Linked DNA regions of Homo sapiens: regions 1 and 2 are each linked to region 3. A link is an interaction called in ENCODE POLR2A ChIA-PET data of the cell type or tissue named here. Cell type or tissue: GM12878. All regions are shown on one strand. Each heading gives the region's core, and the rest is flanking DNA. Links, peaks and the distances in the headings are about the cores only.

The links. ChIA-PET counts read pairs that join two places held together with the same protein. Peaks named below come from ENCODE experiments on the same cell type or tissue, not always from the same donor. Only the 100,000 strongest peaks of a DNase experiment are listed, where the experiment ranks them.
Region 1: POLR2A ChIA-PET joins it to region 3 with 6 read pairs; 1 of 35 experiments calls an interaction of 5 or more read pairs at or near these places.
Region 2: POLR2A ChIA-PET joins it to region 3 with 6 read pairs; 1 of 35 experiments calls an interaction of 5 or more read pairs at or near these places.

What each region holds. Positions count from the first base shown.
Region 1 is chr15:40,541,867-40,552,886 of GRCh38, forward strand. It overlaps a transcript of CCDC32 not described here. Among named protein-coding and RNA genes, the nearest start is that of CCDC32, 18 kb to the right of the region's middle. RefSeq lists a silencer at 1,821-1,920 and an enhancer at 2,071-2,170. In GM12878, for the core only: no CTCF peak of the experiment used is centred there; a DNase peak (open chromatin) is centred at 8,725; H3K4me3 peaks cover 879 bases; H3K27ac peaks cover 2,488 bases.
Region 2 is chr15:40,866,915-40,878,191 of GRCh38, forward strand. RHOV (ras homolog family member V) reads right to left here and starts at 7,320. Exons shown (of 3, transcript NM_133639.4): 1 at 7,018-7,320; 2 at 6,770-6,828; 3 at 5,300-6,587. The coding sequence starts at 7,225. The coding sequence ends at 6,144. LOC124903475 (a long non-coding RNA gene) reads left to right here and starts at 6,828. Exons shown (of 2, transcript XR_007064600.1): 1 at 6,828-7,009; 2 at 7,396-7,674. RefSeq lists an enhancer at 4,927-5,216 and a silencer at 6,855-7,374. In GM12878, for the core only: a CTCF peak has its summit at 6,883 (motif pointing left); a DNase peak (open chromatin) is centred at 5,110; H3K4me3 peaks cover 2,849 bases; H3K27ac peaks cover 3,693 bases.
Region 3 is chr15:40,164,233-40,169,232 of GRCh38, forward strand. It overlaps BUB1B (BUB1 mitotic checkpoint serine/threonine kinase B), which reads left to right. Exons shown (of 23, transcript NM_001211.6): 2 at 821-964. Among named protein-coding and RNA genes, the nearest start is that of BUB1B, 5.7 kb to the left of the region's middle. In GM12878, for the core only: no CTCF peak of the experiment used is centred there; no DNase peak of the experiment used is centred there; H3K4me3 peaks cover 513 bases; H3K27ac peaks cover 3,059 bases.

The sequences.
Region 1 (11,020 bases), core at 5,627-10,626, 380 kb after region 3:
GAGCTAAGATAAGAACTGTTGGAGGGCTCTGCCTCTGACCACTGACTGGTAGGTGATCAGGTGTTTGTCATTATTATCTAGGGAGGAGAAAGAAGAACTCACCAGCTCTCCCTCCCAAATGCTGGGGAGACCAGGGCTGACTTAACAGCAGCAAGCCCCCATAGGTCTCCAGTAGCCAACCACAGATTTTCATAATTGGAAAGGACCTTAGGGGTGACCTGATCCAACTTTCTACACAATGCAGGAATCCCCTTTACAACCTTTCTGACATCTGCTGACACACCTCCAGTGACAGGGAATTACTATCTTCTACAAGGCCACCCTATTGTTGAACAGCTATTAGAAAGTTCTTAACACTGAATGGTAATTGGTCTTCCTGAAACTCCCTGCCATTGGTCCTAGTTTGTCCTTTGTACTTCAGTGTGTCTCAGCTTTCTACCCAATACTCCTTCAAATATTTTAAAGCCAACCGGGTCTCTCTTAAATCTCTTTTCTATGGAAAACAATCTTATTGTCTTGTCCTGTCTTCAAATAACTCGATCTGAGCCTGCTCACCCTGGACCCCTCCTCTAGGGAGCATTGCAGTTTGTCGATGTTCCTCTGTAGGAAAAGACCCTGTTGCAAGAATGGCACCACCTTGAAGCAAAACTGCCATAATGACTGATGTTTGACTCCTGCATACCAAGGCATTCCTGTGGCAAGGTCAAGAAACAATGCCTGGGCCGGGCGCAGTGGCTCATGCCTGTAATCCCAGCACTTTGGGAGGCTGAGGCGGGAGGATCACGAGGTCAGGAGATTGAGACCATCCTGGCTAATACGGTGAAACCCCGTCTCTACTAAAAAATACAAAAAATTAGCCGGGCATGGTGGCAGGCACCTGTAGTCCCAGCTACTCAGGAGGTTGAGGCAGGAGAATGGTGTGAACCCGGGAGCAGAGGTTGCCACTGCACTCCAGCCTGGGGGACAGAGCGAGACTTTGTCTCAAAAGAAAAAAAAAAAAAAGATGCCTGGCCAGGTGGGGTGGCTCATGCCTATAATCCCAACACTTTGGAAGGCCAAGGTAGGAGGATTGTTTGAGCCCAGGAGTATGAGACCAGCCTGGGCAACATACTGAGACTTTTCTTAAAAAAAAAAAAAAATTAGCCAGGGGTATAGTCACAGCAAACTCAGGAGGCTGAGGAGGGAGGACAGCTTGAGCCCGGGAGGTTGAGGCTGCAATAAGCTGTGATAATGCCACTACACTCTAGCCTGGGTGACAGAGCCAGACTCTGTCTAAAAAAAAAAACAAAATGGAAAAGAAAGAGAAAAAAGAAAAGAAAGAATGCCTGTAGCATAAATAACCCCTCATAAAGATGCTTATCTAACCTCCCCAGTGGTCATGAAACTTGCAATAAAGTCTGAGGTGTGACCAGCTGCACATGTTTTCCCCTAAAAACTTGTTATACAAAGGATACTTTCTGGAGGGCGGGCATGGAAACCACCATCTCGTGACCAACCAAGGTATGGCTTCTGTGCATAAGTTTCTATTAAGCATTTATCTCTGAGAAACTAGATTCGTCAGCCTCTCTCTCTGTTTTGTTTTTGTTGTTGTTGTTGTTGTTTTTTTGAGACAGAGTCCCACTCTGTCGCCCAGGCTGGAATGCAGTGGCATGATCTTGGCTCACTGCAACCTCTGCCTCCCAGGTTCAAGAGATTCTTCTGCCTCAGCCTCCTAAGTAGCTGGGAGTACAGGCGCACGCCACCGTGCCCAGCTAATTTTTGTATTTTTAGTAGAAATGGAGTTTCCCCATATTGGCCAGGCTGGTCTCAAACTCCTAACCTCGTGATCCACCCACCTCAGCCTCCCAAAGTGCTGGGATTACAGGTATGAGCCACTGCACCCGGGCTTGTCAGCCTGTTTCTTTGGCCCCTCAGCTCTCTTGGCCTTTAGGGGTAGGTTTGCATAGACCTGCTCACTGCAGAACATCCTCTTGCAATGTGGTGCCCAGACGATGCTTTCAGAGAGGCATGACCACTGCAGAATATATTTTTACACTACTATGTCCCAGGTACACAGGTACATTTCCACTATTGATTCCTAGAATTATAACTTTTTTTTAGCAGCACATAACACTGCTGACTCCATTGAACTGTTAAGACACTGAACACCTGTTTGGGGTTTTCCATACCACTTTCCCCTTTCTTCAGCCAACAGCAATCCTCTTTCACTTCCCATTCTCATATGGTTCTGGTGGGACTGTTTACCACAGTATCCTGTACCCCTAACCATAGATCTTGCCCTTGTCATAGTCAGTGCTCCAATGATGAGCATGTGACCCAGGCCAAGCCAATCTGAGTCCCTCCCCTGGAATGTATTTATTTATTTGAGACAGGATCTTGCTCTGTCGCCCAGGATAGGGTGCGGTAGGGCAATCATAGCTCACTGCAGCCTCAACCTCCTGGGCTCAAGCAATCCTCCCACCTCAGCATCCCGAGTAGCTGGACTACAGGCATGCAGTACCACGCCAGGCTAATTTTTAAATTTTTTTTTTGTAGAGACGGGGTCTCTTTCTGTTGCCCAGGCTGGTCTCAAACTCCTGGGCTCAAGTGATCCTCCCACCTTGGCCTCCCAAAGTGCTGGGATTGTTAAGCCTAAACCACTGTGCGGAGCCCCCTGGCATCTATTATATGGGGTTGGAAAGTGTTATCTTTCCTCTGGACTTCCTAAACTGGAATCATGTCAGCCCAGAGCTCCCTGTGCTATACCAACACACAGAGAGAGTCAACAGTGGGAGGAAGAGAGGCTAAAGATACTGCTGGAGTCCTGAGGTCCAGCTAACTGAAGCCAGCTCTATATGTCTTAGACTAGAATTGAGTCCGGCTTGGATTTTTTTTTTTCAACAGCCTTGGAAAACTTTCCAGAGTCTGGCTTCTTGGCTTCTGTCACTAGAACAAACTAATAAATACTCTGTTCTTCTCTGTCCTCTAGTTGTGTAGTTAATTTCTGATCCCAAATGAAAGATTTCACATTTATCTGTATCATGTTTCATACTTTGTCCCATCACTCTAGTCTATAGAAAAATTTTAGAATTGTTATTCTTTTATTCAATTACCTACTCCTCTCACTTTTGATAAGGTTACCTTCTATTCACTCAACCAAATCATTGATAAAGATGTTGAGCTGAACAGAGGAAAAAGAAACCAACAACATGTCAGTTTATCAATCCAAGAGTTTACCTTTGGGATGATTGTTCTAACAACTGTGGGTCTCCTCTACCATACTCTTACCCAATGTACACTCCGCATCCTGTCTGCCTTGATCAGGCACCATGCTGAAGACCACACTGCACCTTGGCATTCTGCTAAGCCAATATTTGATGGTCTCATCCCCAAAGGATGTAAGATTAAAGAGCCAAAACTGGTCCTGGAAATATCTGTTCTTTAAAATGCTCATAAACTCTCAGTAACCTATCTGCTTTCTTCTGCACACATACACACACACACACACACAATCCCTCTCACCTTTGCCTCCTCCCTTTCTACTTATCTGCTAAAGAAGTAATTTTTAAAAGTGGATTACGTCAAAATGAAGGGAGGAGAGAGTCAGTTTGTTTGGGAAAAGAAAACCTTTAGAGCAATGTGTGACACAACACTTGGGACAGAGGAGGTGGAGAGAATGGGGGGAGATGAACATCTCTCTGCCACACATTGACTAATAGGAATAGTACATTGAGGGCTTAGGAAAGGCTGGGGCTGGAGGCTAGGGAATCGAGGAGCAAAGGCCCACTACTGTTCCACTTTGGCCTGTAGGAGGTGGTGTGGGGTACCAGCAGAGAGCACAGGCACTGGAGAGCTAGGCTTGGCTCTCCATCCTGGCACCACCACCTGCTAACCACCCACTACTACCTGCTGAGAGCCTGCAGCTCCCAAGACAGACACTCAGGTGCCACACTTCCCTCCACTCAGTGACCAAGCCTCAGTGGTTCTCCTTGCAAATGCTCCCATATCCACTTCTCTCTAGCCTTGCCGCCACACCTCATTCATGTAACTATCATCTCTTCAAAGATTTATTCTGCCTCATTCTCTCTCTCTTCACCTTCTGAGGCTGGAATCACATGTATATTAGACTGTTATTGTCCCACAGCTCTTATAGGTTTTGCTTTGTTTTGCTTTTCCCCCATCCCAGTTTCTCTTTGTGTTTTAGTTCAGAGAATTTTTATTGACCAGTTCAAGTTCACTGGTTCTTCACCTATGCCTACCTACTGAAAAGCCTGTGGAAGCAATTCATCTCTAATATCATGTTTATTTCTAGCATTTCCATTTGACTTTATTTTTTCTTTTTCTTTCCTTTTTTTTTTTTTTCTGAGATAGGGTCTCACCCTGTCACCCAGGCTGGAGGGCAGTGGCATGATCTTGGCTCACTGCAACCTCCGCCTTCTGGGTTCAAGTGATTCTCTTGCCTCAGCCTCCCAAGTAGCTGGGACCACAGGCACGAGCCACCATGCCTGGCTAATTTCTGTATTTTTTGGTGAGATGAGGTCTCATGTTGCCCAGGCTGGTCTCAAACTCCTGTGCTCATGTGCTCCTCCTGCCTTGGCCTCCCAAAGTGCTGGTATTACAGGCATGAGCCACCACGTCCAGCCCCATTTCACTTTCTCTTAGTTTCCATGTCTCTGCCAAAATTCCCTATCTGTTCATGCAAGTTGCCCACCCTTCCCCACCAGACCCCATAGTAATTATAATTATTTTAAGTCCCTCTGTGATAGTTCCAACATCTGTGTCATTTGTGAGTCTGGTTCTGTTGATTCATCTTCTGATAATGGATTGGGTTGTTTTCTTCTTGTCTTTTTGTGTGTTTTGCAATTTTTTTTTTTTTGAGACAGTCTTGCTCTGTTGCCCAGGCTGGAGTGTAGTGGGGCCATCTCAGCTCACTGCAACCTCACCCTCCCAGGTTCAAGTGATTCTCCTGCCTCAGCCTGTGGAGTAGCTGGGACTACAGGCACACACCACCAACACCTGGCTAATTTTTGTATTTTTAGTAGAGATGGGGTTTCGCCATGTTGACCAGGCTGGTCTGAAACTCCTGACCTCAGGTGATACACCTGTCTCGGCCTCCCAAAGTGCTAGGATTACAAGTGTGAGCCATAGCGCCTGACCTATGTTTTGCAGTTTTTTAACTGAATGCCCATGGTGTATAAAACAGCAGAGACTGAGGTAAATAGTATCTGTATCTGGGAGTGGGGCTGCCTCTTCTGTCAGCCTGTTGGTCTGGGGGGTTGAGTCAGTCTTGTTAGGAATTGGACAGGGTTTGGGTTTGGTTGTGCTCTCATTACCTTCAGTGCACCCCAGGTTTCAAATTCCTCTAGTGGTGGGCTGCTTAGAGTGGGGACTGGGGTGTCAGGGCTTCCTCAGTGCTGCTGTCCCACACTCAGCTTTTCAGCTGGCAGAAGACTTCTGTTGCTTGTGATCTGGTGCCAGGCTCAGGCAGGGCAGGGCAGGGTTGATTCTGTTACCCTGGCCCGGCTTCAGTCTTAAATAGGTCCTAGGCACCCGAGCTTCAGCAGTGGGACTTTCTCAGTGTTTCTGTCCCTCTTCCCTATGGAAGCCAAACTCTGCCTTATATGTGGTTCATCTGGGATTAGCCAAAGTTCTTGCCCTCCCCACAACAGAGTGGACCTTCGCTTGAATCTTCAGCCCAGGACAGTTTCCTGCTTCTGCCCCTGGGTAGGGGGTTTCTGCTTCTAGTCCCAGGAGCAATGGGTCTTTGCCTGTTCAAGAAGGGCAAGAAGGTTTTGACACCTCACCAGAAGCAGATAAGTTTTGCTTTTATTCCTCCCACTGAAGCAAAAGTTTGTTACCCCTCCCGCCATGGCTTAAGGCTTTTGCTTAAAGGAGAGGATTGTGGAAGTTGAGGCTTTTTGCCTTCCACCAGCAGCCGCCTTGATCAACCTCTGCATGCATGCATCACCAAGGAAGAACAGTCCCTCCCTTTCCTGACCTGTTCCCACTTTTCTCCATGAACCCCAGGGGAGGCCTGTACAAAAAAGGTTGCCTTTGCACGCACTCTCGTGTCTAGAATCCTATTCAGCTATTCTAAACTGATATGCTAGGCCACATGTGGACTTTACAAATTTGTTAACATTTTTATTGTCTTTTTCTTACCCACTTGTAAGACAGCCACATCTTTGCCAAAGTTGAAACAGTTGATGGGTCACTATCTCTCCTTCTATTTCCTCTCACTCCTATTCATTTCTATGAACTCAGCTCCCCTAACACTATCTCTCCTTTATTTGGTTGCCTTGTGGCCTTGGCTTTCTGATGGGCTCAAGAAAAGTTATGATTTTGTACCTGCTTTTTCACATTGTTAGGACGGAAGGGACATTTTCTTGCAGTATTCTACATCCTAAGTGGAAAAAGTCCTCAAGTACTATCATCTCTTTCTTAGACAACTGCAACCACCTCACAGCTGGTCTCCTGTGTCCAATTTTGCCCCTCTCCCTACTGTAGCCAGCATAAGTATTAAATTCTGCAACCATCGCAGACTAGAGGGGGCTGCAAAATAAAATACTTAAAAATTAGCTACTTAAAACCTGAAGCTTAGCTTATGGTGCATTGGTTATCTATTGCTGAGTAACAAATCAACCCAAAACTTAGTGGTTTAAACCATGACATTTATTGAATCTGTAGGGCTTTGCAGGGACAGCTTGTCTCTGTACCACTTGGTGTCACCTGGGACAGCTTAAAAACTGGGGGATGAAATCATTTGAATTACTTACTTATATGTCTGATGCCTGGGGTGGGAAGACTCAAACAGCTGGGACTCCCTGGGCTTCTCTACCTCTCTGTGGCCGACTTCTTACATGCCGGCTCAGAACTACCAAGGAGCATGCTGAGAGAGAGAGAGAGAGACCCCAGGTGGAGTGCTTTCATGACCTTGCCTCAGAAGTCCCATTATTTATGCTGTACTCTATTAGCAAGGCAGTTACATAGGTCTGCCCAGGTTCAAAGGGAGGGAATATTGACTGAAGATCTCAGGGGAGGAGTGTCCACATCACACTGGAACATGAATGAGTGGGATGGGATACACTGATTTGGCCATCTTTGGAAAATACAATCTGCCATACATGATTCTACTTGTTCTGTAATAGTGAAAAAATAACAAGAAAAATTGAAGTAGAAAATAAAAACAAAGAAAAACCATTTCACATAGACATGTATCGCTGCCAAGTGTGAATAACTTGTCCACCCTCAATCACTTTAATTATGGCAAACCCATGGCAGCCATAACCTTCTAGATGTAAATCTCATCTTGTCACTGCCCCTCTTAAAATCAGCCATTAGCTCCCTGTTCTCCCACAATAAACTCCAAACTCCTTAACATGGTTTATAAAATCCTTCACACCTGGCCTTGTTTAGTAATTTCCACCCTCACCTCTCGTCTGTCCCTCCTTTGTTCTTTGTGCTCCAGCTACACTGAACTACCTTCCATCCTCCAAGTTCCCTTTTGCTTTTAGGGCTTTGCACATGCTGTTTTCCTCTTCCAGGACTCCTCTTGGTCCCCATGCTCTTACTCTTCTATTTCCTCTCACTCCTATTCATTTCTATGGACTCAGCTCCCCTAACACGGCCTCTCTCCTACCCCACTCCAACTGGTCTAGGGCTCTCATATCTCCTTCCCATGTGCTCTCAAAGCACCTTGTGCTTACAACTTCCACAGAATTAATGAGGTAGGCTCTACTCCCCCCTCCATCATTCTATGTGGGAAGATGCCGTTCTGCTTTATTTAACACCATGCACCATGCCTGGAACATGGCAGGGGCTCAACAAATATTGGTTAGATGAATGAATCTCTGCCTTAAATAACCTATTTCTGGGCTCAAGTAAACAGCCCTCGCACAAACCTAACATCCCAATGGCAGTATCCTATCTTGAGTCTTATAACTGACGTAGGGCCAAAGCTGGTTGGGATAATTTAGAATTTTCAAGAAAACCTTGCCTGCTTCATGTGGCTGGGGCTGTTCTCAGCCTTGGAGGACTCCTTCCAAAACAGGGCCAGGGAGAGGCTCCAGGGCTTCCGTCTTCCAGCAATGGTCCTGGTGGGCAGGTCTGCTTGGAAGGGTGCACCTCGGCCACAGCTGGCGGGACGTTTGTTTACTTGCTGTGCCTGCAGCCAGGGCCTATTTCTGGATCAGGTATTGGATGCATGCCTGTGTCACTCCAGCCCTGATCTTGCCAGGCGCTGAGTGATGAGCACGTGTGTGTGCCGGGAGAGAACAGCAGCAGTCCCTTAGGTTATCTGCCTGGCTGCAGCCCAGCCTTCTCTGGGTGTACCAAGTCATTACGGCTTGGCCCGTGTTGGTGATTACCCTCCCCTGGCTCTAAAGCTTTAGCACTAAATATTGCTCCATTTGCTCTAACTTGCTGTCTATTTCACTAAGGAGGAAGAAGGAAGAAAGTCAGGGGTGATAAGTAAGATTCTACCAACTTACAAATCTTACTAGGTTGAGGAAGCCCTAACTGGAGTTCCTTGGAGTTTTCAGGGTCAAAGGAAAGAGATCAGCATTTTAGGCCAATACTATTTTTTCCTATGGTTAGTCCCATTACTGAAAAGGAACTGGAACATGAAGAGGTCACTTGACTTATTTGTGACCATTCAGTAAGCCACAAGACAGATAAAAGACAGCACCCAAGACTCTCAGTTTCAAATTTAGTGCCACTTCACTAGCCTAAGATAAATCTGTATTAACAAGTTAGCTTTGGGAGCTAGTGTCAAATTTGGTTTTGGTAAATGGAGTTTCACCTTTTTTTAGAGCCATTGTTTACGCTGTCACCTCTAAATCAATTAAGAAACTATAGCTACAACTCACTGGGTTCCCTTCCGTGGAGTCGTGCAGAGCTCCTCTCACACCGCACCCAGGTTTACACATGGGCTAGAAACCATTCAACTTACAAACTCTGTTTCAGTTCCTCTAAAGCGATTCTCCACCCTCTCATATTCCAATTTCTGTTTCTGAGGTAGAAAATGGGAAGTAGGGAAAAGGCAAAGCTAGAATCTTGCCTGAATGACAGAAACACTATTTTCGGGTACAGAAACATTCTCTTACCATCCCATGATCTGCACTTTGGGAGAGTGTTTTGGGACCTCATTGCTTTTTTTTTCTTAAACTGTTGTTTCTGAGGAAGAATAATTGTTGTTTGTTTATCATGCAGGGAGAATAAAAATTTTAGTTTTTCTTTCTTTAAAAAATCCATCCTGGCAGGGCACGGTGGCTGACGCCTGTAATCCCACCACTTTGGGAGGCCGAGGCGGGCGGATCATGAGGTCAGGAGATCCAGACCATCCTGGCTAACACGGTGAAACCCCGTCTCTACTAAAAATACAAAAAATTAGCCGGGCGTGGTGGTGGGCGCCTGTAGTCCCAGCTACTCGGGAGGCTGAGGCAGGAGAATGGTGTGAACCCGGGAGGCAGAGCTTGCAGTGAGCCAAGATGGCGCCACTGCACTCCAGCCTGGGCAAGAGAGTGAGACTCCATCTCAAAACAAAAAAATCCATCCTGAAAGCCATCAGATGGCCCTGGAGAGGAGTGAGGCCTGGCATCTGAACTCCAGGTGGAGATGGCAGCCTGCAAGCCTGGATGACCGTCAATATTCTGGCTTCCTCAATGTACCCAGGGGCCACAGAGAGCCACTCTCTGTGTCACACGTATCCTGCCAATAAAATGCAGTAGGAATAAAGCGACTAAATCTACTAATAAAGGTGTTAACCCAGTCCAGACAACATGGCGAAATCCCATCTCTACAAAAAATATAAAAAATAAGCTGGGCATGGTGGTATGCACCTGTAGTCCCAGATACTCGGGAGCCTGAGGCAGGATCACCTGAGCCCAGGAGGTCAAGACTGCAGTGAGCTGAGACCGTGCCACTGCCCTCCAGCCCTCCTGGTGATAGAGTGAGACCCTGTCTCAAAAAAAAAAAAAAAAAAAAAAAAAAAAGGTTAACCATTAGTCAATGAAAAGAGAGGAAAGGGCCAGGCATGGTGACTTGCACCTGTAATCCCAGCACTTTGAGAGGCCAAGGTGGAAGGATAGCTTGAGCCCAGAGGTTCGAGACTAACCTGGGCAAAATAATGCGACCCTGTCTCTACAAAAATTTTTTTTAAAAATTAGCCAGGCATAGTGGCACATGCCTATAGTCCCAGCTACTCAGGGGAAGCTGAGGCAGAAGGATGGATTGAGCCTGGGAGGTTGAGGCTGTAGTGAGCCATGATTGTCACTACACTCCAGCTTGGGTGATAGAGTGAGGAGACCTTGTCTCAAAAAAACAAAAAAAAAATAAAGAAGGAAAAAAGAGGAGCGGCCAGGCGCGGTGGCTCATGCGTGTAATCCCAGCACTTTGGGAGGCTGAGGCGGGCAGATCACCTGAGGTCAGGAGTTCGAGACCAGCCTCAACATGGAGAAACCCCAAATCTACTAAAAAAAATACAAAATTAGCCGGGCGTGGTGGTGCATGCCTGTAATCCCAGCTACTCAGGAGGCTGAAGCAGGAGAATTGCTTGAACCCGGGAGGCAGAGGTTGCGGGGAGCCAAGATCGCGCCATTGCACTCGAGCCTGGGCAACAAGGGCAAAACTCCATCTCAAAAAAAAAAAAAAAAAAAAAGAGGAAAGTATATTTGAATATTACAATAAAAATATTTGTATCACTAAGCAAGTATATGGAACCACCTAATTGGTTCCTATCCTTTTGGGCAAGACAAATACTTGATTTAGAAATGAGCAAACAATAGCCGGGTGTAGTGGTTTGCACCTGTAATTCCAACTACTCAGGAGGCTGAGGTGGGAGGATCACCTGAGCTCAGGAGTTTGAGGTTACAGTGAACTATATGATTGTACCATTGCACTCCAGCCTGGGCAACAAAGTGCGACCTCAAAAAAAAAAAAAAAAAAAAAAAAAAAGCAAATGTTCTCAGAAGATTTATTTATTCTATTTTTTCTTTTAGCTCCTCTCTCGATCGGAAGATTTTTACAGCCACCCTACTGATCT
Region 2 (11,277 bases), core at 2,393-7,392, 710 kb after region 3:
CCACAAAGACAACACCCACTTTAAATATACAAGAGCAAAACCAGGGACACAGGGAAAGGTACATGAACACAAATATATACATACCTTGTCAGCATTTGGTATTTATTGAACACCCCACAATCTGCTACTCATATTCCAACAGAAAGAGACCCCCACACAGAGTCATAGACATAGAAACCCAAACATCCTCATCAGTTCCACTCAGGATTATATGGAGACCCAGTCTCCAAGCCAAAGATGAAGAACTGTTTTTCTGTAGATAGTCAATGAGCCATGGTGGATAAAACAATCAGTTGTAGATGTAGTGTCATTTATAATAGAGAAAAAAAAGCTTAAAGGTAAATAACCTACATGCCCCCAGATGGGGATCTACTTAAAGGTATTCAGGTCAGAGTGGAACAGTAAGGAAACATACACATACAGTTACAGCCTCATGGTCACAGTTTATAACATGAAAAGACAGTTAAGTTTTTAAATTAAAGAAAATTGTCTACACAGCATAATCACAAAAAGTGTGTAAAGAAATATGCATAGGGCCAGGAGCGATGGCCTACACCTGTAATCCCAGCACTTTGGGAGGCCGAGACGGGTGGATCATCTGAGGTCAGGAGTTCGAGACCAGTCTGCCCAACATGGTGAATCCCCATCTCTACTAAAAATACAAAAATTAGCTGGACATGGTGCCGCATGCCTGTAGTCCCAGGTACTCAAGAGGCTGAGGCAGGAGAATCACGTGAACCAGGGAGGCAGAGGTTGCGGTGAGCTGAGATCGCGCCATTGCACACCAGCCTGGGTGACAGAGCAAGACTGTCTCAAAAAAAAAAAAAAAAGATGCTTAGAAGAAAAGATTGGAAGGAATTACACCCAAATATTATTATTGATTGTCTTTGGGAGTTAAGACTTTAGAATACCTTTTTTTTTTCTTTGAGGCAGTCTTGCTCTGTAGCCAGGCTGGAGTGCAGTGGCGTGACCTCGGCTCACTGCAACCTCCGCCTCCTGGGTTCAAGCGATTCTCCTGCCTCAGCCTCCCAAGTAGCTGGGATAACAGGCACACGCCACCATGCCCAGCTAATTTTTGTATTTTCAGTAAAGACGAGGTTTCACCATGTTGGCCAGGCTGGTCTCGATCTCCTGACCTCGTGATCTGCCTGCCTCGGCCTCCCAAAGTGCTGGGATTACAGGCATAAGCCACTGCACCCGGCCTAGAATACTTTTTAAGATTTTTTAATCTTCTAAATCTTTGGATTTTCTAATTTTTATAAGTATTTATTATGGAAAAAAAGACATTATTTTTAAAAAATCTAGCCAGGTGAGGTGGCTCACACCTGTAATCCCAGCAATTTGGGAGGCCAAAGCAGAAGGATCACCTGAGCTCAGGAATTAGAGACTAATCTGAACAACATAACTACACCCCATCCCTACAAAAAAAAAATTGTTGAATTAGGTGTGTACCTAATGGTAGTGCACATCTATAGTTCTAGCTACTTGGGAGACTGAGACAGAAGCATTGCTTGAGCCTAGGAGTTCAAGGCTGCAGTGAGCCATGATCACACCACTGCACTCTAGCCTGGATGACAGTGCAAGACCCTGCCTCAAAAAAATGGAAAACGGCTGGGTGCCATTGCTCACACCTGTAATCCCAGCACTTTGGGAAGGTGAAGTGGGTGGATCACTTGAGGTCAGGAGTTCGAGATCAGCCTGGCCAACGTGGTGAAACTCTGTCTCTACTAAAAATACAAAAATGAGCTGGGCCTGGTGGTGCACGCCTGTAATCCCAGCTACTTGGGAGGCTGAGGTAGGAGACTCACTTGAACCTGGGAGGCGGAGGTTGCAGTGAGCCGAGATCATGCCACTGTACTCCAGCCTGGGCGACAGAGTGAGACTCTGTCTCAAAAAAAAAAAAAAAAAATTAGCTGGATGTGGTGGTGGATGCCTGTAATCCAAGGTACTTGGGAGGCTGAGGCAGGAGAATTGCTTGAACCCAGGAGGCGGAGGCTGCAGTGAGCCAAGATTGTGCCACTGTACTCCAGCCTGGGTGACAGAGTGAGACTCCATCTCCAAAAAAAAAAGAGAGCTGGGTGCAGTGGCTCATGCCTGTAATCCCAGCACTTAGGGAGGCTGAGGTGGGCAGATCACGAGATCGGGAGATCAAGACCATCCTGGCTAACATGGTGAAACCCCGTCTCTACTAAAAATACAAAAAATTAGCCAGGCGTGGTGGTGGGCACCTGTAGTCCCAGCTACTCGGGAGGCTGAGGCAGGAGAATGGCGTGAACCCGGGAGGTGGAGCTTGCAGTGAGCCGAGATGGCGCCACTGCACTCCAGCCTGGGCCACAGAGCGAGACTCCGTCTCAAAAAAAAAAAAAAAAAAAAACAGAAAGAAAGAAAAAATTGAAAAAAATCAACTAAGGGTTACACAGACATTAAAAGCAATTTATATTGATAAGGACATATGTAAGAATGTATATGTAAGAAACATATAATTTTATCCAATTCATATAATAAATATTCCTTTAAATATAATTTAAAAGAGCAGAGAAAAGGGAAAAGAGGCCAAGGAAACAGACAGAGAGATAAAAACAAAAAAACTACCCCAGAAAAGTAGGTACCATATTCTAGAGAAAGAGACAGAACCAAAGAGAACCAGTGGATTCGGAAGCAGAAGCGAATCCCTCTTGTCCTGCACAGGCTTGGGGCCAGAGCCTTAGAGGTCCTTTCCAGCAAGCTGTTGACATTAGGCCTCAGTCTTCAAGCTCCAAATCTGGAGCTAAACTTAATCCTCCCAGCCTCTCCAGGGCTCACTGGCTGGCTTTTTATTCCTAAGCATTTCAGGGTCAGCAGCAAACATTGCCTGAGCCCCAGACCTTGTGGGAGCAAAAGGAACTTAAACGTGGCTCTCTCTCTCTCTTCATTTAGCTGGGAAGATGCAGGCTGAGTCAGTCGCAGAACGCCCAGTGTCCTCAGTGTGCCAAGGGAGCAGTGAAGACACTGATACAGGTAAGCATCTGTTCTGGAGGAGGGAGGTATTGAAAGCTGGTTATCATGAGGAGAAATGGGGCATCTGGGAGGTGACAGGGAGCTCTTTCCAAACTAGGGGATCTGGCACAAGCCAAGACTGGGAGTCAGGAAGTCGGAAATAGCTGGGGATCACCAGAGCGAGCTGGCCTGGTCCAGGGTGCTGTCAGATTTGAGAGGGCCTTGAATGCTGAAATGAGGAGCTGGAAGTTCATCATCAACAGTGAGAGCCAGTAACAGTCTTGAGCCTTGAGTTGGGGGATGCCAGAGTGAACACAGCAGCACGGGACAGATTGGAGTGGGGAGCTGCAGTGGCAGGGACCTTGGGGTGTGGGTGACAGAGGTCCTGACCAGACTTGGAGACCCAGCAAGAGAGGAGGCATGGTGACCGAGGTTTCAATTTGGGTGACATGGATATACTAGTACCACAAGAGAGAATTAGGGAAGAAGTTGGAGGTGGGGGCGGGTACAAGGATAACCCCCTTGTGGGGGATGATCCCCACCCCAAGGCACGTCCAAGGCCCCTCAGAACAAGTTTAAGAACCTCAAACCCAGTCTGAGTCCTGAGTCCTTCATTTTTCAAATGAAGACTGAGGCATAGAGAAGGGAAATTATTTGCCTAAGGTCATGGTTGGTGTCAGAGTCTGAACTTGAACCCAGGTTTCTGCCCCAGAGGGGAGTGTGTCAGGCTGGGTTGAGGTAACAACAGGCCATGCTGCTGGGGTGTGAGACCCTCAGCACCTCCACCTGAAGGGTAAAGGGAACAGAAGGAGCTCCAGTTGGCTGGAGCTCTGGGGACAGGCCCTGGTGGGGCAGGAAGTGGACAGTCTTGGCTAAAACTAAACTTGGGGATTATCTGAAGTTTCACTTGGCTGGGATTTCTGTCCCTCAGCCATGCTCTTTCACACACACAGACACAGACAGAGACAGACAGACAGACAGACATACACACACACACACACACAGACACACACACACAGCTGTAGCTTCCTGCAGAGGGAGATGGGCTCAGAGGTGGGCTGGGCCAGGGCATGAGTGCTCATCTGACCCAGCAGCTGCCTAGCAGGTGTGCCAGGTGTGCCTCAGAAATTCCTCTCCCAGCTGAGCCCAGTGGCTCACACCTGTAATCCCAGAACTTTGGGAGGCTGAGGCAGGCAGATCACAAGGTCAGGAGTTCGAGACCAGCCTGACCAACATGGTGAAACCCCATCTCTACTAAAAATACAAAAATGAGCCAGGCATGGTGGCGCACACCTGTAATCCCAGCTACTCAGGAGGCTGAAGGAGGAGACTCGCTTGAACCCAAGAGGCAGAGGTTGCACTGAGCCAAGATCACGCCACTGCACTCCAGCCTGGGTGAAAGAGCGAGACTCTACCTCAAAAGAAAAAGAAAGAAAGAAATTCCTCTCCCAGAGTAACACATACCCCTGTATCCAACTCTAGAGTTTGCAAAGTGCTCTTACAGTCACTGGGTGATACATATCATTTAAGCTATTACCTTTTCTGTCTGGTCCTCAGTCTCCTTATGGTAAAGTAAGTTTTGTTTTGTTTCATTTTCTCCCTGGGTGTCCTTCAAAGTCCCTTCAAGCTCCAACATGAGGGAATGTTCTCCAGATCCCTGCTCCTCTCCAAGTCCTCTCCCAATGAACTCGCTCTTGCACAGGATACTTGGGGATAAACCTCTATTTAAATTGTTCACAAGCAGCACCCTGACCTTCACTAGCTCCTTAGGTGCCAAGGCTGAAGACTGGGTCCAACCCAAGTCTAAGAACTTTGGCCAGTGATTGAGGTTTAGGCTGTATGGGTTCCCTTTATGTTCAGGCTGTGAATAGAGGTCGGAGGGGGGGATGGTCCCCTAACCTGAGCCCCAGGGCCCTGTGAACTGCCAGAAGGAACAGAGCAGAAAAGTTAGAAGGCTGGGGACTGACCTTGAGCTCCAGTGCTGAGCATGGTGCTCTAGAAAGGAGGGGTGGAGGGGAGGGGCTCCACCCACCAGGTGAGGTCATGGGAAACCAGCTCTGGCGCTGACACCTGGGGAAACCCGTTTCCAGGCCGCTTCCCACGCTAGCTCTCCTGGGAACCAGCTGAGCCCCAAGCGGGGAGCTCCACACCTACCCCCACAGTCCAGTTCCCATTACACTGCCCCCACCCCCAGTCCAGCCCCCACCTTTCAATCTAGCCTCAGTCCTTTGGTCCCCAATCTGTCTCTAGCCAGGCAGTTAGGCCTTGAGGAGGGTTCTGAGGGAGGAGTGGGCTCCAGGAAATGACAGAGACAACGCACGCCTTCACAGACTTAAGGTTTTATTTGCAGACTCTGCACTGCTCTAGCTTCTAGGCTGTGTGACCTTGAGGAAAGGGATGATCCCCAACCCGGTCCTCCTTCAGGTTCTAATTTGCAGCTCCTCCCCCTCCTTTTGCTGGGCCTTGACTCTCACTTCCTGCCCCACTCCTGGCTCAGCCAGTTTGGGCAGTGCCTAGGGAGCCCAGAGACCCAGTTCTTCCCAGGGGCCAGCCCCGCCCTCCCTGGCCTTGGGGATTGAGGGCAGCCCAGGTGTCAGCCTGCTCCTCATCCACCCCACTTCCCTCTCTCCTCCTCCTCGTCATCTTCTTTCCAGGCCTTATCCACCATCAGTCCCAGGCTCCAAGACCTCTTTTCCTGCTCGCTCTCTCAATCTCTCGCCCACTCCATCCCAAACTTCTCTCCAAATCGGGGTTGAGCCCCTTCCAGCCCTCCATAATGCCAAGCGTTCCCCAAGCTCTTTCTCACCCCTGTGCCAAGGAAGGGTCCTAATTCAGCCAGGCTGACCTGAGGGCCCAGGACAAGAAACTGGGTTCCCAAACTGCTCGGAGGTGACTGACCCTGTTAGGACCATCCCATGAAAATCAAAGTGCCAGGTTTTTTTCTGTGAGCTTTGACTGGAGAAATCCAAATCAGAGCCTTCCCTCCTAGGCTCACCCAGGCATATCAGAGTGGGCAGTTAGAGGCCCATGTCCCCCGAGTGTTCAGAAGGGAACTGAGTCCTATGAGGTGGCCAGGCCCTGCCAGTAGCTGCCGCAAAGGCCCGGGTGCCCCAGGTCTCAGAAGTCTTTGGCCTCCTGCCTACTACTTGCTATGCAGCCATAGCTGCTCAAACGAAGCAGAAGAACTTCTTCCAGCGGCAGCGGGAGAGGGTGCGCACACCTTTGGCATTCAGTTTCTTCTCCAGCCGGGCTTTGTGCTCAATGGCACTGAGAATAGCCGAGTCAAATACTTCCTTCAAGTTCTTCTGCGTCAAGGCTGAGCACTCAAGGTAGCAGCAGGCTCGGATCTTCTCGGCCAGACCCTGAGCCTGGGGTTGGGGCACGGGGCCCTCCCGGCCCCCCTGGTCCAGCTGAATTAGTACGTTGACATCGTCCCTCAGGTCGGCCTGGGTGCCCACCAGCAGCACAGGCGCCTGGGGGTTGTGCGTGCGGATCTCGGGCAGCCATTTCTCTGTGATGTTTTGAAAGGAGCTGGGCTGCACCACGCTGAAGCACGCCAGGAAGACATCGGTATCCGGGTAGCAAAGGGAACGAAGTCGGTCAAAATCCTCCTGGGGTGGGAAGGCCAGGTGGTAAGGATTAGCCCCCCGACACATGGAATCCATTTCTCACCCGGGGCTGGAAACCTGAGACTCCAAGAGCCCAAGGCTTTCTCCATTTGCTCCATATGGGGTCCTCCCAGCCTCCAGCCCATCTCCCCGCAGACCAGTAGAGGCCGCGCCCAGCTTCTCACCTGTCCCGCTGTGTCCCAGAGCTCAATGCGCACCGGAGCTCCATCCACCAGGACTTGCACTGCAGGGGCGGGGCGGGGAGAGCCTGAGTTAGGAAGAGCGTCCTGGGCCGCACCAGCGCCACCTCGGGGCCTGCTCCAGTCTCCTCCCCGGGGTCCTCTGCGCCCTCCCGCCGAGACGCCCGCCCCAGCTCCCCGGTGCACAGCCCCGCCGCAGCCACGCGGCCGCACGGGCGATTGAACGTACGTACCAGAGAAGGTGTCCAGCGCAGTGGGCCGGTAGCGCGCGGGGTACCCATTGCAGGTGTAGCTGACGATGAGGCTGCTCTTGCCCACGGCGCCGTCGCCCACCAGCACGCACTTGATGCCCAGCTCTGGGGGCGCGCTACGCCGCCGCGGGGGAGGGGTCGGGGCCCGGAGCGGGGGCGGCTCGGCCTCGCTCAGCTCCCGCGGCGGCATGGCCCGCTCCGGGGGCAGCAGAGGGGCCAGCCCGGGTCTCGGCTTCGCTGCGCTCGGTGAAGCAGGTCCCGCTGGCTGCCTCTGACTGAATGGGTCCAGGCTGGGCGAGTCGGCCCAGCGCTACCAGCGGGTTTGTGTAGGGCCCCGCCCATCTCATCTACATGTTTCAGGCGGCCCCGGACCCCACCCATCGGCGAAGATCTCCCGCGGCCAGGCACCCTGCGAGGCCAGGCGAGGAGGAGGAAAACCCCGGGAGGAGGAAAGGCAGGCAGAAAGCTGGAGCTCCAAGAGTCACGCAGGTACAAGGACAAAGAATCGTCAAATGAGAATACCAAGAAGAGATAGACATCCATGATTTATTGTTAGGAGGAAGAAGCAAGTTGCAGAACATATAATACAGTATGTTCAGGTTAAACAAGTGTGCAAATTAAACCTTGTTCAACTTACAAGAAACAACTCTATGCATATGTTTGCATGAGTATTAAAAAGTTGGGATAATTTTATTAATGAAAGAATTACTTTTTTAAATATTGAGGCTGAGAGCAGTGGCTCATGCCTGTAATTCCAGCGTTCTGGGAGGCTAAGCCAGGAGGATCACTTGACCCCAGGAGTTCAAGGTTACAGTGAGCTATAATAGTGCCATTGCACTTCAGCATGTGTGACAGATCCTAAAAACAAACAAACAAACAAAAAACCTGTTGACCCCTGAACAAAGCGGGAATTATGGGCGAGAAACCCTGTGCAGTCAGCCGAAAATCCCTATATAACTTTTGACTACCCCAAAATTTAACTATTAATAGCCTGCTGTTGCTGGGCTCCGTGGCTCACGCCTGTAATCCCAGCACTTTGGGAGGCCGAGGTGGGTGGATCACCTGAGGTCAGGAGTTCGAGACCAGCCTGGCCAACATGGTGAAACCCCGTCTCTATTAAAAATACAAAAAATTAGCCAGGTGTGGTGGCGGGTGCCAGTAATCCTAGCTACTCAGGAGGCTGAGGCAGGAGAATCACTTGGACCTGGCAGGTGGAGGTTGCAGTGAGCCAAGATTGGGCCACTCCACTCCAGCCTGGGTGACAGAGCAAGACTCTCTCTTAAAAAACAAAAACAAAAAACCCCCCAAAAAAAGTAGCCAAGCATGGTGGTGTGCATCTGTAATCCCAGCTACTCGGAGGCTGAGGTGGGAGGATGGCTTGAACCTGGGAGGTGGAGGTTGCAGTGAGCTGAGATCATGCCATTGCACTCCAGCCTGGGCAACAGAGCCAGACTTTGTCTCAAAAATAAATAAATAAATAAATAAAAAATAGGCTGGGCGCAGTGGCTCACACCTGTAATCCCAGCATTTTGGGAGGCTGAGGCGGGCAGATCACATCACGAGGTCGGGAGATCCAGACCATCCTGGCTAACACGGTGAAACCCCGTCTCTACTAAAAATACAGAAAATTAGCCGGGCATGGTGGTGGGCGCCTGTAGTCCCAGCTACTCGGGAGGCTGAGGCAGGAGAATGGCGTGAACCCAGGAGGCGGAGCTTGAGTGGGCCGAGATTGCGCCACTGTACTCCAATCTGGGAGACGCAGCAAGACGCCATCTCAAAAAAAAAATAAAAATAAAAAAATAAAAAAGGCCGGGCGAGGTGGCTCACACCTGTAATCCCAGCTAATTTTTGTATTTTTAGTGGAGACGAGGTTTCACCATGTTGGCCAGGCTGGTCTTGAACTCTTGACCTCAGGTGATCCATCTGCCTCGGCCTCCCAAAGTGCTAGGATTACAGGTATGAGCCACCACGCCCAGGAGGCTTATCATATTTTCAAACTTTTTTCTTCTGACCTGTATCAGAAAGTTAGAATCATCGTAAAGGTCTGCACCCTTGTGGTCTCCAGTTGGGTAGGCTGAGGAGAAGGAGGAAAAGGAGTTGGTCTTGCTGCGTCAGGGGTGGCAGAGGTGGAGAAGGTGGAAGGGGAGGCAGGAAAGGCAGGCACACTTGGTATAACTTTTATCTATTTTTAGAGATGTGGTCTTGATCTGTTGCACAGTCTGGAGTGCAATGACGCGAGCATAGCTCACTGCAGCGTCCAAACTCCTGGCCTCAAGCAATCCCGCCCCAGCCTTCCAAGTAGCTGGGATTACAGGCATGCACCCCCAGGCCAGGCTACATTTTTTTAATTTTTTTTTTTTGTAGAGACAGTCTTGCTTTTTTGCCCAGGCTGGTCTTCAACTCCTGGCTTCAAGTGATCCTCAGGCCTCAGCCTCCCAAAGTGCTGGGATTAAAGGCATGACCCACCACACACGGCCCTCAGTGTAACTTTTATTGAAAAAATTCTGCCTAAAATGGACCTGTACAGTTCACACCCATGTTGTTCAAGGCTCAGCTGTATACAGATCATGAGAGAGGCAGAGAAACACAAGTGTGAATACAGCAGGCAGGAATGTACTGTACTCCTTTTCAGAGGAGAGCTTTCTCTAGACTCAGCCTGAAGGCAAGCTGTGAACACTTTCACTCCCCTCAGCTAAAGGAACTCAGGGTGCTGAGAAGCTAGCTGGGGAGGATCTTCAAGGACAATTTCCATTTGAATATTTTATAAATCTCCAAATACCTAATATTATCTCATCATCATCAAAAGCACATAATAATTACCTATCTGCAGATGCTGTTCTGGGCCACCCACTGCCCTTGCCCTAGAAGGAGTTTGCAGACTGAGACAATATCTCCCAGGTAGCCCTGGGAAGGTCACCTGGAGAGCAAGTGAAGAGTAGCCTGATGCTAATTTTGTCTCTTTATTGCAACCACACCAAGTGACACCAGGCCCAGAATCCTTTCTCTGATCTCTGACCCTTTCATCTCAGCCTATGCAAAGATCACAGAAAACACCGTCACCTTCAGGGAGTCAGCCATTCACGAGTTTTGGGAAAGGAGAATGTTGGGAGGGGGAGGGGCAGTGAATATTAAAAGAGATAATTCTATTTCTCCAAGAGCTGGTAGTATAAAAGCCATAAATCCGTCCAGGTGCGGTGGCTCACACCTGTAATCCCAGCACTTTGGGAGGCTGAGGTGGGTGGATCACTTGAGGTCAGGAGTTCGAGACCAGCCTGGCCAACATGGTGAAACCCCGTCTCTACTAAAAATACAAAAATTAGCCGGGCGTGGTGGTGGCGCCTGTAATCCCAGCTACTTGGGAGGCTGAGGCACAAGAATTGCTTGAACCTGGGAGGCAGAGGTTGCAAATGAGCCGAGATCGCGCCACTGCACTCCAGCCTGGGTGATAGAGCGAGACTCAGTCTAAAAAAAAAAAGCCATAAATCCAAACCAAATCTTTACATCTCTTAGAAAAAGTGACAGGTTCCCTGATTTTTCTTTTCTTTTTCTTTTTTTTTTTTTTGCCAGGGTCTCGCTCTGTGGCCCAGATCAACAGATTCAACCTCAGCTCACTGCAACCTTCACCTCCCAGGTTCAAGCGATTCTCCTGCCTCAGCCTCCCAAGTAGCTGGGACTACAGGTGCATGACACCATGCCTGGCTAATTTTTATATTTTTGGTAGAGACAGGGTTTCACCATTTTGGCCTGGCTGGTCTTGAACTCCTGAGCTTAAGCAATCCACCTTCCTTGGCCTCCCAAAGTGCTGAGATTTCTTGTTTTCTCTTTTTGAGCCCAAAGGAGAGGACTACAGCTAGAAAGATGACTTAATCATTAAAATCTCGACTATGGGGATGGGGAAATCGTAGGAGCCCCTGTAACCACTTCTACATGCCAATGTCTTCATCCTACATGCCATACCTCTGAATGTCTGGGGATGCTAATAATCCCTAATTGTAGCCCCAAGTCTCAAAAACTTCTCAGACACATCCACATAAGTTTATTCATCTAGCAAGTGAAAGAGGCCTTACCTGTTGTCCTGCCTTTGTATTCCTCTAGAAAGCCCAAAAGCTGTTGTATTTGCTCTCCTGGAAAAGGAGTGGCATTTTTTTTTTTTTTTTTTTTTTGAGACGGAGTCTCGCTCTGTCACCCAGGCCGGACTGCGGACTGCAGTGACGCAATCTCGGCTCACTGCAAGCTCCGCTT
Region 3 (5,000 bases), core at 1-5,000:
AATGTTTTTTTTTTGAGACAGGGTCTTGCTCTGTTGCCCAGGCTGCAGTGCAGTGGTGTGATCATGGCTCACTGCAGCTTCGACCCCTGAACCCAAGCAATGCTCCCACCTCAGTCTTCTAAGTAGCCACGACCATGGGCGTGTACCACCACGCCTGGCTAATTTTTCACTTTTTGTAGAGATGGGGGTCTTCCTATGTTGCCCAGGGTGGTGTTGAACTCCTGGGCTCAAGCACTTCTCCTGACTCAGCCTCCCAAAGTGGTAGGATTACAGGCATGAGCTACCACATCCGGCACTAATTTTAAATTAAACTAGATGATGCATTCAATGGTAGGCATAGAATTACTTGTTGCCTTTTTGTCTACTTTGCCAAATTTATAACACTTTTGTTCCCTTCTTTTCTTTCTGCCTTAAGCCCTATTCATTTTTCTTTTTTTTTTTTTTTTTAAAGAAAGAGGCAGGGTCTTGCTATGTTGCCCAGGCTGGTATCAAACTCCTGGCTCAAGAAATCCTCCCACTTCGGCCTCACAAAGTGGTGGGATTACAGGTGTGAGCCACCGCACATAGCCATGCCCTATTCTTATAGTACTGTCTACGATATCCTTGCCAAGTTGTCTTCTATCAGGCAATACTGTAGCCATAAACTTGAAAAACAGCTAACAAAGAAGCTTAGGCATATAATAATAATAATAATTATGTGTCAGTCCACTATATTCAACCCAAGACCATGAATAATCACCTTTCGGAAGACATTTACAATAATCTAGTGCTATAATAGTCAATGTTGGTATGAGATTTACATTTGTTTCCTTCTTCACAGTGAAGCCATGTCCCTGGAGGGAGATGAATGGGAACTGAGTAAAGAAAATGTACAACCTTTAAGGCAAGGGCGGATCATGTCCACGCTTCAGGGAGCACTGGCACAAGAATCTGCCTGTAACAATACTCTTCAGCAGCAGAAACGGTGTGTAGAATGGCTGAGTCTCAACCTGTCGTCATTCATCCTAAATGTTGTAGATAACGTGGGTGTGGATCCATGAGAGATGGCATAATGAGTACTTTTCAAAAATTGGTAGTATGAGAATCTGTTCTCTACCTGCTTTCGTATCACATGACAGCTATCTGAAGATGTCCTCAGGTATAATTAAGAACAAGGGCTATAGGATTTCATTTCACTGTGGTGCAGCGAAACTCTTTTTATCAATAGAAATACATTTTATACAGGGGGCAGTGATAAGCATAGTAAAGCAAGTATTATATTGCAATGCTTCCCAAAAGTATTATGTTAGGAACTTATTTTTGAGAGTATGACAAAAAAAGAAGTGGTCTCCAAAGACATGTAAACCTCAGAACAATTGAATTTATACCAGAAAGTTCTCAATAATTTTAACAAACTCTGGATAAATAAAAGCTGAAAAATACTCTTATGTTATTCAAATGGACCTGTGGATCTCCTTTAACTAATACATGTTTTGATAAATATGCTTTTTAAAAAAAAAGGTAAATCAGAGTATCAGTTTCTACCTTCAATCTCTGACAAAAAGAAATACTGCCATTACTGGCAAAATATCATAATTTGGGATTATAATGCAATGACTATTCTTATTCATCTCTTTGGATTTTTTTTTTTTTTTTAATATGACAGGGTCTCCCTCTATCACCCAGGTTGGAGTACAGTGGCCTGATTTCAGCTCACTGCAACCTCTGCCTCCCGGTTTTAAGTGATTCTCCCACCTCAGCCTCCCAAATAGCTGGGATTACAGGCGTGCGCCGCCACGCCTGGGTAATTTTTGTATTTTTAGTAGAGATGGGTCCTTGCCATGTTGGCTGTGCTGGTCTTGAACTCCTGAGCTCAAGTGATCCGCCCACCTTGGCATCCCAAAGTGCTGGGATTACAGGCGTAAGCTACCGCACTCAGCCTCATTCATCATATTTTTTCATGTTACATGCATCAGTAGATTGCTCTTTTTATTGCTGAATAGGATTTCATTTATTTATTCACCAATTGATGAATATTTAGATTCTTCCAGTTTTGTGCTTTATAAATAATGTTGCTATGGACATTCTTGAACAAGGCTTTTTGTAGACATAATTTTCTCTCTCTCTCTTTTTTTTTTTTCTTTTAGAGACGGAGTCTCGCTCTTTCGGCCAGGCTGGAGTGCAGTGGCACGATCTTGGCTCACTGGAAGCTCTGCCTCCTGGGTTCACGCCAATCTCCTGCCTCAGCCTCCTGAGTAGCTGGGACTACAGGTGCCTGCCACCACGCCCAGCTAATTTTTTCTATTTTTTAGTAGAGACGGGGTTTCACCGTGTTAGCCAGGATGGTCTCGATCTCCTGACCTTGTGATCCACCCGCCTCAGCCTCCCAAAGTGCTGGGATTACAGGCGTGAGCCACCGCGCCCAGCAGTAGACATAATTTTCATTTCCCTTGGAGTGGAATTGTTGGACCATAGAATAGATGTATGTTTAACTGTTGAAGAAACTGGTTTACCAAGGAGGTTGTGACATTTTACATTTCTACCAGCAACTCATGAGAGTTCATTTGTACCAAATCCACTCCAGTATTTGGTGTTGTCGATCTTTTTCGTTTTAGCCATTCTAGTTTTGTGGAGTTGTGTCTCATTACTTTGCATTTCCCTGGTGACTAATAATGGTGAACGTTTTTTCACATGCTTTTTGGCCTTTTGTATATCTTCTTTTGTGGTGTATCTGTTTAGATATTTTGCCCAGTTTTCAAATTGTGTTGTAGGGGTTCTTTATTTACTTTTCCCAGGAGTATAGATTCAAGTTTCCCTGATTCAAGTTTCAGGAGCATAGATTCAAGATTCCCTGAATCTATGCTCCTCAGTAGGGGTTCTTTATAAAGTCTCTATACTAGTCTTTTATCAAATATATGTGTTGCAAATTTTTTTTCCCTCACCCATGGCTGTTTATTTTCTGGGTGTTTTTTTTTTTTTAAACTGCTTAGTTTTAAATTTTGATGAAGTTCAATTAATTAGTATTTTTCTTTTATGGTTAGCATTTTTTGTGTCCTCTTCAGGAGACTTTTGCCTACCCCAAAGTGACAAAGTTACTCTCTTATGTTTTCTTTTACTAGCTTCATTTTAGCTTTTTTTTTTTTTTTTTTTTTTTTTGAGACGGAGTGTTGCTCTTGTTGCCCAGGCTGGAGCGCAATCTCAGCTCACTGCAACCTCCGCCTCCCGGGTTCAAGTGATTCTCCTGCCTCAGCCTCCTGAGTAGCTGGGATTACAGGCACGCACCACCACGCCTGGCTAATTTTTTGTATTTTTAGTAGAGATGGGGTTTCCCCATGGCCAGGCTGGTCTTGAACTTCTGACCTCAGGTGATCCGCCCGCCTCGGCCTCCCAGAGTGCTGGGATTACGGGCATGAGCCACTGCGTCCAGCCAAGCATTATTTTAGCTTTTATGTTTAGGTGTATGATTTTTCTTAAATTTTTCCTTGTATATGGTGTGGGGTTGGAGTAAACAAGTTTTTTTCCTCTCATATGGGTTATCTTTCTAGTTGTTCTGCCTCATTTGTTAGATTTTTTTTTTTCCTTTCCTCACTGAATTGCGTTGGGGCCCTTTTCAAAAATCATTTGACCACATATGTGTGGGTTATTTCTGGACTCTATATTCTGTTCCATTGATCAAATTGTCTGTCCTTTCACCAATAAAATACACTGTTTTGATTAGTTTTACATAGCAAGTCCAGCAGAGTGAGTTCTACAGCTTTTGTTCTTTTCAAAATTGCTTTAGTTATTCTTGGTCCTTTGCCTTTGCAAACAAAGTTTGAAATCATCTTGTCAATTTCTAGAAAAGAGCCTACTGAAAAAGAAAAAAAAAAAAAAAGGCTGGGCACGGTGGCTCAAGCCTGTAATCCCAGCACTTTAGGAGGCCGAGGCAGGCGGATCACCTGAGGTGAGGAGTTTAAGACCAGCCTGACCAACATGGAGAAACCCTGTCTCAACTAAAAATACAAAATTAGCCGGGCGTGGTGGCGCATGCCTGTAATCCCAGCTACTCGGGAGGCTGAGGTAGGAGAATCACTTGAACCTAGGAGGTGGAGGTTGCAGTGAGCCGAGATTGTGCCATTGCACTCTAGCCTGGGTAGCAACAGCGAAATTCCGTCTCAAAAAAAAAAGAAAAGGAAAAAGAGAAAAGAAAAGAGCCTACTGGGATTTTGATTACATTGGTTTGAATCTATAGATCAATTGGTAGGATTGCTGATTTTTATCAGTAGTGCCTTAGATTTTATTGTTTTACCATTTCTGCAGATAATCTCATTATTTCACACTTTAATTGCCATATTAGCCTCATAACTGTGGTCCCTTCTTCTAATGCCTGGCTATCCTTATAAAGTTGCTTGATTAATCTTTCTGAAATCTTATATTTAAGATGCCCTCCAATTAAAGAACCAATAGTGGCTGGAGTAGATGGAATCCAAAGTCTTTAAATTTACATTTAAAGCATGTGCTTCTTACTTCTCCAGGGGTCTCCATTTGCTCTCGGTACTGACTTTATGTTATAGCTTAGGGTTCACTCACCTTCCTTTGGATGAGCTCTTCCACCTTCGTAATTTTATTCAATATTAGTTTCCCTCTGTCTTGAAAAAACTGTTTTTCTTTCAAATTCCATGGTTCTTTCAGAGTCTCACCTTCTGAGGCTGCTTCTGTGATACCTCCTTTTGACTTAAAGCCTTTACTATCCATTCTTGGCAACTGTAATTTAGTATCCTGCTTTGTATTACTAGTTCATTTTTCATTTGTGTACTTTGTTTTTCTTATTAGAGTATAAATTCCCATGTGTCAGGGACTAATTATTTTTAGATCAAACATAACTGCTTATCCAATTTTTATTAATCATTATCCAAATTCTGGCTTATTACCTAATTCTTCCCCTCTATTCTAACTGGTCAGTCTTAATTTGGTCTTAGCCCTCTGCCTTTCCCAGCTTTTTATAGTCATATTTTACCCTTTTTTTGAGGTATTCTCCAAAT